Linked DNA regions of Homo sapiens: region 2 is linked to region 1. A link is an interaction called in ENCODE POLR2A ChIA-PET data of the cell type or tissue named here. Cell type or tissue: HepG2. All regions are shown on one strand.

Evidence for each region. ChIA-PET counts read pairs that join two places held together with the same protein. Peaks named below come from ENCODE experiments on the same cell type or tissue, not always from the same donor. Only the 100,000 strongest peaks of a DNase experiment are listed, where the experiment ranks them.
Region 2: POLR2A ChIA-PET joins it to region 1 with 5 read pairs; 3 of 35 experiments call an interaction of 5 or more read pairs at or near these places.

What each region holds. Positions count from the first base shown.
Region 1 is chr15:52,278,398-52,283,397 of GRCh38, reverse strand. It overlaps MYO5C (myosin VC), which reads left to right. Exons shown (of 41, transcript NM_018728.4): 2 at 506-616; 3 at 3,724-3,889; 4 at 4,381-4,525. Among named protein-coding and RNA genes, the nearest start is that of MIR1266, 3.7 kb to the right of the region's middle. In HepG2, no CTCF peak of the experiment used is centred here; DNase peaks (open chromatin) are centred at 2,107 and 2,547.
Region 2 is chr15:52,572,811-52,577,810 of GRCh38, reverse strand. No RefSeq gene overlaps it. Among named protein-coding and RNA genes, the nearest start is that of ARPP19, 6.3 kb to the right of the region's middle. In HepG2, no CTCF peak of the experiment used is centred here; no DNase peak of the experiment used is centred here.

The DNA of each region.
Region 1 (5,000 bases):
ATGACATTGCTGTAACAATACTTTCGTAGCATTTTACAAAGTTCTTTCAAGTACAAAGTCTAATTTAACCTCCCAGGGAACTGGTGAAAATAGGTATTGTTGTGCCAATTCTATGGATGAGTAAAATGAGGCACTAGAAGTTAAGTGTCTGGCCCAGAGTTCCATAGTCAAATCAGTGGTGAAAGAAATCCCTCTCCTCTAACCCTGTAGACAGCCGTGAGATGTTTCCATTAAGGGACTCGCGGATTTCTTTCCCACGTACAGGCTTTCAGCGTTCAAGGTTTATCTAGGAGGCTTTGGGAGTTCTGTTGCCTGTAAACTGAGGCAGCCAGGCCTGGTGCATCACAGATGCACGAAAGATCACCTCATAAGCAAAATTAGGTAGACGTATTCCTCATGAAGGAGCTGACCTAGTGCACAGAAAGAAACCTTCCTGTGTCTAACCATGCATTGATCCATAATTTTGGAAGTCCTGAAATTCAGCTTTTCTCATCCTGTTGGTCAGTACAACAGGGTCTGGATTCCCGATCCTGAAGAAGTTTGGAAGTCTGCTGAAATAGCCAAGGACTACAGAGTTGGTGACAAGGTCCTGCGACTCCTGCTGGAGGATGGAACGGTGAGGGTCCTTGCTGTTCACAGCTACGTCGATGTGTAAAGCGGTAGCTGGGGTGTGTGTAAGGATGGGAGCACGTGGACCCCGTGGGAGGCACCCAGGGGAGGGCGCACGAGTGGGCACCAGCACCATTCCCAAATGGCCTCCTGGTGCCGGGACTCACTGATGTGTCTGTACTCCTTCCCTCCCGCCCCTGTGCTGCCCTGCATCCACCGGGCCTCTCTCTGTAATGAGGGCCCAGCTGCAGGAGCCAGGTCTGTGCCACGGCACTGCATTTCCAGGCACCCAGCATTACTGGGAGAATGCTGAAAAGTGATTCGCCATTTTGGCTTCCTGAGTCTCAGCCCAGAGATTGGGCAGAGATGAAAAACTTGGTGAGAAGTCGTTTGAGCCCAAGGCATACGCTGGTAGAGAAAAACATCAAGATGTGAAGGGGAGGAAAATGAGAAGAGGGAGATAGAAAACAGGCAGGGAGAGGGAGGAGTGGGAGGAGACTGGAGGGAGTCGGTCCACAGATATATAGAAATGTGTAAGGGAGGGAGTGTGGCAGGGACAAGAAGACATGGACACCCAGCTTTGTGTGACATTATGAGGTGCCTCTGTTGGTGCTGGTGTGGTGAGGGGGAGGTGAGGATGAACTTTAGCAGTTGCTCCTGTGGTAGGATGAGCTATTGAGGAGCTTCCCTGCAAGGCTGCATGTGCCTTCTGATGACGCAGCTTCTGAAGACTTTGCATTTGCTCTAAGTGTCCCTCATGAGTTGTCCTTGCCCACCATTGCTGTAGTGACATCCCACTGGATTAGTAGCCTAGGGTGACTGGACGGGTTTAGAATCAAGTATCTGGGTAGAGAACTGGGCAGGGGATTTGTGCTCCATCTAGATCCCAGAGGTGGGTCTGGGGAACATCATGTGAGGATTAATTGACAAAGCATGTAAATGGGTTCTGCAGACACAGGACACACTACTTCTAATCAGACTGTCCTGGATTTGGGAGACATTTCCTGAGATCCTGGGAAGGCAGATGAACACAGCGGTTAAAGACACACCCTCTAGAATCAGATGGTCTGGCGTCAGATCCTGGCATGGCCCCTTGTTAAGTCTTTGGCCCAGGCCCCCAGTTTCCCCATATGTACAAAGGAGGTAATGACTGTGCACCGTCCCAGGGTTGCTGAAGTGCGATGAGACAATCCTGTGTGCATGTTTGAAGGCAGGAGCTCTGGGAAGAGGCTCCTGCTCCCCGGGGCTTCCCTTTCCAACAGGAGCTCCTCGCAGTTTTTATTGAGTGTCTCCTGTGCACAAGGTTCTGATTAGGGATCAGATGGCTTTGTTTGGGAAGGAAAATCTCAAGGCAGCAGCTGCAGTGGCAGTTTGCTGCTTTGGTAATATCTGCAGGGCTTCAGGTGGCTACATTCCCGGCCTTGACCCGGCTGCAGAGGTGAGTAGGATGGCGGGCAGCCAGACCTCTCTTTAGCTCAACCCTTTGTCAGTACTGTAAGAGACAAGGCCTGTGTGCTGTAGGAAAATGTCACCTCTGCCTCCACCTGTCAACATAATGTTCATTACATTTTCTCCCCTCCCCCAAAGACTGTCTGTCCTTTCTGTCTCCCTGTTGCTTTCACACATAACACACACAGAGGCCAAACCAGAAGTGGGGGTTGTGGATTTACAACAGAAAAACAGAGACAAGGAAAGTCAGTATGTATGAGAAGCATTTTTCCTGATTTTATTTTCAAAAATGTTTAGGTTGAGAATATTCTGGTCGGGGTTAGGTCACAATACAATTGCATTGGTAACAGGGGAGCAGGAGCTGGCCTGAGCATCCGTGTCCAGTTGTGGATTGCCCTGAGCTGCTCGCTTTATGCAGAACAGACCAACCAGCCAGCAAAACCCCCGCCATGGACAAGGAAGCACTGTGCTAGTGAGAGAGCACAGGCTTCAGAGTGAGGCTCAGATTAACTGTGTGACCTTGGACAACAAACTCCAACTTTCTGAACCTGTCTCGTTGACTTTCTTGGTTGGGGTAGTCATGTCCTCCCTGGAAGGCAGTTTTGAGGATTAAATGAAACAATCCATGCTGAGTGCTTGGCATGGGGTCTGCACAGTGGCACTTGATGAAAGGCAGCTGGGCCACCTTGTGGAGCTGGTCCAGGACCAGAGATCAGAAGGAATCCAGAGATACTGACTGAATACCTGGAAGGCGGCCTAGGAAGGTGGAAGAGAAACAAGCATGCTGGGTAACCTGCTCAAGTCGCTTTAGTTGGGCTTCACTTCCCCCAGCGGTGAAATGGGAGTGTAGGAATTAGAATACTCTGACATTGGAAAGGCCCAGTCATCTGTGGCACAGATGCCACGGGGCATGCTCGCCTCACCTTCGTTCTGCTAAGGCAGCTGCTTTAGGAATACTAGGTTAAATCTAGCAGAAGAGGAGCAAGCCTGGGAAAATTCCTTGGCCCAGGGCTGAGACTGATAGGAATAGACAGCCCTGCTGGGGGAGCTGTGAGCCCTCGGGCATGTGGGCAACTGCAGACAGGAGACACCTGCACCAGGGGCCTTTCACGGAGAGACCACCACCTGCATGGACTCCTTTAGGTATCTGTCACCACCAAGTGTGTCAACTTTGAGCAGAGACTCAACAACCTTAGAGTTAAAGAGACCGTAGGTCACTGTGTCATTTTAGCTGCAGCATCTTGTTTTCAAATGAAAACTTGCATGGCCTCAACATTTAAACCACATATAGGTAGAGCCCTGGTGGGAGATTCAGGAATGGGGCACCTGGATCTCTGCCCTTGTAGCTTCCCCAACACTCCTTATTGAGGCCTCTGTAGATCTAAGGACCCCTGCTCTAGCTCCTCTTCGCAGATGAGAGAAGTGAGGCCCAGAGAGGGTGAGTGACTTGCCCCAGTGCACATAGCCAGTGCCCTAGTCCCCTGCTCCTACTTTTCATTATTCCAGGAGTCAGCTGTGAAGATTTTCTTGTTGCTATAAGTACATTTGCTTTTTAATGTCAGTGATGACTCTGATGGAGGGGTGGATAGGACAAAGGACAGTGCTTCAACAGAAACACCAAAAATCTTTTATTTCCAGAGCTTTAATTTTTATCTTTGTCCATAGGAGCTGGATTATTCTGTCAATCCAGAATCTCTGCCTCCACTTCGGAATCCTGACATCCTCGTGGGCGAGAATGACCTCACGGCTCTCAGCTATCTTCACGAGCCCGCGGTGCTCCACAACCTCAGAATCCGCTTTGCAGAATCCAAACTCATTTACACCTACAGTGGTAAGGAGAGCAATTCTAGGAAGTAAGGAATGGCACTGGAATGTAAGCTTGCTGTCTAGAGCCTCCTGGTTGTTTTATGTTTATACTGAGCACCCAGAGTTTGTTGTAAAAAGAAGTGTCTGGGTGGGGAGAATCTTCAACAAGAACTAAGACTGGACTACCTAGAAAAAGAGATGTAACAAAGCTCGTGTTTGAGTTTCTCATCAGATTTCATACATTTATTACTTATTTTGGGCAATGATATTACTTACACTGCAAATTGCAAAAACCTCTCCATTTGCGAGCATTTCCACCTGTCCTGTCAACCAACCGTCAGAACAGCCCGAGGGTGTAGGTGACTGGCAGGGAATTAATTCAGTGCGTGAAGTGACTTGCCCAAAGTCACACAGAAGGTTTAATAAGCGACAGAGCTGGGGTTTCTTAAAAAAAAAAAAACTGGAGATGCAGGTGGCAGTAAGAGTATTTTAACTGCATCTAACATCTTTCCCCAGGAATCATTTTGGTGGCCATGAATCCTTACAAGCAGTTGCCAATATACGGAGATGCCATCATCCACGCCTACAGCGGGCAGAACATGGGCGATATGGACCCACACATATTTGCCGTGGCAGAAGAGGCATACAAGCAGATGGCCAGGTAGCTTCCTGCCAAGCTGGACTTCCCCTTGCTCTGCCAATGCTCCCTGCATTTGCCAGACCATCACAGTGGAGGGGAGATATCTAGGTTGGGCTCATTAAAAGAGATAGGCCAGAGGTGGTGCTTTGTTGAGCCGACTACCTGGAATGAATAGCAAACGACTGTTCCATGTACCTGACCTGTCAAGACTGGAGTTTCCTGGGTTTTGTTCCTTCAAGGTAGTCAAGTCAGTCCTACCAGTCTGGGAATAGCAGATGCTTTTCTTGCAGTGTGTTTGGTTGGAGGAGTGTTGATTTATTCTCTGCTATGAGACGTTTAAGCTTTTTTTTTTTTTACCCATTGCAGGAAGTAGGATCTGATGACAGGGTTTTTAGCTGCAGGAGGTTTTAGGTGCAGGAGACATGGAATTTTATCCTAATTTCACTGCTAGGTGTTTGTAGGGCCCTGTGGAGTTCTCGTTTCACTAGTGCACATG
Region 2 (5,000 bases), 290 kb before region 1:
TCAAAAAGAACCCTGTTCTTTTTAAAGCTTTTATACACCTATCAAGTTCCAAATCAAAAAACTATTTTGTGCATGTATGCATCAGAATCACCAGGGGAACTTTGGTTAAACATCACTTCTTGGACCTTGCCCCAAACTTAGTGAGAATCTCTGTCTAAAGGGTCATTCCATGATTCTATTCCCTATGGCTAATAGAATTAATTAAAAATTCCGTTCCTTGGTTGCCCTAGTTACATTTCAAATGCTCAATAGTCATATGTAGCTAGTGGCTACTGTATTGGAGAGCACATATATAGAATAGTTCCATCACACAAGTTGCTATAAGACAGCACTAATCTAGAATACACACATACCTTGGAGATGTTGCAGGTTTGGTTCCAGACCACAACAATGAAGTAAGTCATACACATTTTTTTTTATTTCCAGCGCATATAAAAGTTACATTTGGCCGAGCACCCTGTAATCCCAGCATTTTAGGAGGCTGAAGCAGGTGGATCACCTGAGGTTAGGGGTTCAAGACCAGCCTGACTAACATGGTGAAACCCCGTCTCTACTAAATACAAAAAATTAGGCATGGTGGCACATGCCTGTAATCCCAGGTACTTGGGAGGCTGAGGCAGGAGAATCAACTGAACCCAGCAGGTGGAGGTTGCAGTGAGCTGAGATCATGCCATTGCACTCCAGCCTGGGCAACAAGAGCGAAACTCCCCTCAAAATAATAATTTAAAAAGTTACGTTTATACTATATTATAGCTTAGAAGTGTGTAATAGCATTATGTCTAAAAAGATGTAGACACCCTAAATAAAAAACAGATTATAGGGCTGGGCATGGTGATTCACACCTGTAATCCAAGCACTTTGGGAAGCTGAGACAGGTAAATTACTTGAGGCCAAGATTTCAAGGTTAGTGAGCCAAGCTCACTCCAGCCTCAGTAACAAGTGAGACCCTGTCTCTAAAATAAATAAAAGTAAAAAATAGTTTATTGTCACTTGAGCCCGGGAGTTCAAGGTTACAGTGGGCTATGATGGCACCTCTGAACTCCAGCCTGAGTGACAATGTGACACCTTATCTCTAAAAAAAAAAAATTAATAATCTATTGCTAAAAAATACTAACAATCATCTGAACCCTCAAGGAGTCATAATCTTTTTGCTGGTGGAGGATCTTGCCTGGATGTTGATGGCTGCTGACTGGTCAGGATAGTGGTTGCTGAAGGTTGGAGTGGCTGTGAGAATTTCTTAAAATAAAACATCAATGAAGTTTCTCATCAATTGACTCTTCCTTTCACGCAAGATTTCTCTGTAGCATGCAATGCTGTTTGATAGCATTTTACATACCCACAATAGAACTGGTTTCAAAACTGGAGTCAGTCCTCTCAAATCTTTCCACTGCTTTATGAGCTAAGTTTATGTAATATTTTAAAATATTTTATTGTAGCAATCAATCTGAAAACGAAAGCAATTACATTTACAATAGCTACAAAAAAAGTAAAATACCTAGGAATAAATTTAAGTGAAGAAGTGAAAGACCTCTATGAGGAAATTTATAAAACACTGATGAAAGAAATTGAAGAGAACACACACAAAAATGTAAAGCTATCCCTTGCTCATGGATTGGAACAGTTAATATTGTTAAAATTTCTATACTACACAAATTGTACTACAAAACTATAGTAACCAAAACAGAATAGTACTGGCACAAAAACAGACACATAGACCAAAGGAACAGAATAAAGAACCCAGAAACAAATATACAGCCAACCCATTTTTGACAAAGGTGCCCAGAACATACACTGCAGAAAGGACAGTTTCTCTGGTAAACAGTTCTGGGAAAATGATATCCATATGCAGAAGAATGAAATTAGATCCTTATCTTTCACCATATACAAAAATCAAGTCAAAATGGATTAGAGATTTAAATGTAAGACCTGAAACTACTAAAAAAATACACTGAGTAAATGCTCCAGGACATTGGTCCGGGCAAAGACTTTTTAGGTAACACCTCAACAGGTGTTGCACAGGCAACAGGCCGGGCGCGATGGTTCACGCCTATAATCCCAGCACTTTGGGAGGCCAAGGTGGGTGGATTACCTGAGGTCAGGGGTTCAAGACCAATCTGACCAACATGGTGAAACCCCATCTCTACTGAAAACACAAAAATGAGCCAGGTGTGGTGGTGCCTGCCTGTAATCCCAGCTACCCGGGAGGCTGAGGCAGGAGAATTGCTTGAACTCGGGAGGCGGAGATAGCAGTGAGCCGAGATCGCACCATTGCACTCCAGCCTGGGTGACAGAGCAAGGCTCCATCTCAAAAAGAAAAAAAAAAAAAAAAAAGCACAGGCAACAAAAGCAAAAATAGACAAGTGGGATTACATCAAGCTAAAAATCTTCTGCATAGCAGAGTAAACAAGTGAAGAGAAGAGAAGCTACAAAGAACATTTGCAAACTTCCATCAAACAAGAGATTGAATATATAAGCAACCCAAACAATAGCAAAAAAAAAAAACCCAAATAATCCAATTTTAAAATGCACAAAAGACCTGACTAGACATTTCTCAAAAGAAGACATATGGCTGTGTACAGTGGCTCAGGCCTGTAATCCCAGCACTTTGGGAGGCCGAGGTGGGCAGATCACTTGAGCTCAGAGTTCAAAACCAGCCTGGACACCACAGTGAGACTCTCTCTACAAAAAACTACAAAAATTATCTATGCGTGGTGGCACACACTTGTAATCCCAGCTACTTGGGAGGCTGAGGAGGACTGTTTGAACCTGGGAGGCAGAGGTTGTAGTGAGCCAAGATCACACCACTACACTCCAGCCTGGACAACCAAGTGAGACTCTGTCTCAAAAAAAAAATGTTAATTAAAAAAAAGAAAAGAATTCAGATCCTTGGCCAGGTGCAGTGACTCATGCCTGTAATCTTGGCACTTTGGGAGGACAAGGTAGATGGATCACTTGAGGTCATCAGGAGTTGGAGACCAGCCTGGCCAACATGGTGAAACCCTGTCTAAAAATTAGCCAGGTGTGGTGATGCATCCTGTAATCCCAGCTACTCGGGAGGCTGAGGCACGAGAATCGCTTGAACCCAGGAGGCAGAGGTTGCAGTGAGCCACTGCATTCCAGCCTGGGTTGGCAGAGTGAGACTCTCTCTCAAAAAAAAAGAAAGAAAGGAAATCAGTGTGTCAAAGAGATATCTGCATTCCCATGTTTACTGAAGCACTATTCACAATAGCCAAGATATGGAGTCAACCTAGGTGTCCATCAATGGATGAATAGGTATAGAAAATGTAGTATACATACATAATGGAATATTATTCAGCCATAAAAAAGAATGAAATTCTGTCATTTGCAGCAACTGGATGGAATTTGGGGTCATTATGTTCAGTGAAATAAAAGTCAGAGGAAGTCAAATGTAGCATGTTCTCACTCATATGGGAGCTAAAAAAAGTGGATCTCATGGAGATAGAGAGAGGAATGGTGATTACCAGAAGCTGCGAAGGAAGAGGGGAGAGGAGGATGAAGAGAGGTTGGTAATGAATACAAATGAAGTTTCTGTTGTCATTTCAACAACATTCACAGCATCTTCATCAGGAGTAAATTCCATCTCAAGAAACCAGTTACTTTGCTCATCCATAAGAAGCAACTCTTCATCCATTCAAATTTTATCATGATATTGCAGTAATTCAGTCACATTGTCAGACTCCACTTGTAGTTCTCTTGCTCTTCTTGTCACATCTGCAGTTATTTCCTCCACTGAAGTCTTGAATCCCTCAAAGTCATCCATGAGGGTTGGAATTAACTTCTTCCAAACTTCTGTTAATGTTAATACAATGACCTTCTCCCTTGAATCACAAATGTTCTTAATAGCATCTAGAATGGTGAATCCTTTCCAGAAGGTTTTCAATTTAGTTTTCCCACATCTATAAGACAAATCACTGTATATGACAGCTATAGCTTTACAAAATGTATTTCCCATTAAGACTTGAAGCACTCTGGGAGGTCAAGATAGGCGGATCACCTGAAGTCAGGAGTTCGAAACCAGCCCGGCCAACATGGCAAAACCCCATCTCTACTAAAAATAAAAAAATTAGCCAGCTGTGGTGGTGTGTGCCTGTAAATCCCAGCTACCCAACAGGCTGAGGCAGGAGAATCGCTGGAACCCGAGAGGCAGAGGCTGCAGTGAGCTGAGATTGCACCCACTGCACTCTAGCCTGGGCAACAGAGCAAGACTCCAACTCAAAAAAAAAAAAAGACTTGAAAGTTGAAATTATTCCTTGATCTATGGACTACAAGATGGATGTTGCGTTAGAAAGCATGAAAACAACATTAATCTCCTTGTACACCTCCATCAGGGCTCTTAGGAGACCAAGTGCATTGTCAATGAGCTACAATATTTTGAAAGGATTTTTTTTTTCTGAGCAGTAGGTCTCAATAGTGAGCTTAAAATATTAACTAAACCATGTTGTAAACAGATGTGCTGTCATCCAGGCTTTGTAGTTCCATTTGCAGAGTACAGGTAGAGCAGATTTAGAACCCTAGGATTTTCAGAATAGTAAATGAGCATTGGCTTCAGCTTAAAGACACCAGCCACAATAGCCCCTAAGAAGAGAGTCAGCCTGTCTTTTGAAGCTTCGAAGCCGGGCATTGACTTCCTCTAGTATGAAACTCCTGGATGACATTTTCCAACAGAAGGTCGTTTTGTCCACATTGAAAATCTGTTGCTCATTGTAGCCCCCTTAGTCAATTAGCTTAGCTAGATCTTCTGGATAACTTGCTGCAGCTTCTCCATCAGCACTTTCTACTTTGCCTTATACTTTTATGTTATGAAGATGGCTTCTTTCTTTAAACTTCATGAACTCACCTCTGCTAGCTTCAAACTTTTCTTCTTTAGCTTCCTCACCTCTCTGAGACTTCACAGAATTGAAGACAGCTAAGCCCTTGTTCTGGATTAGGCTTTGGCTTAAAGGAGTGTTGTGGCTGGTTTGCTCTCCTATACAGATCAC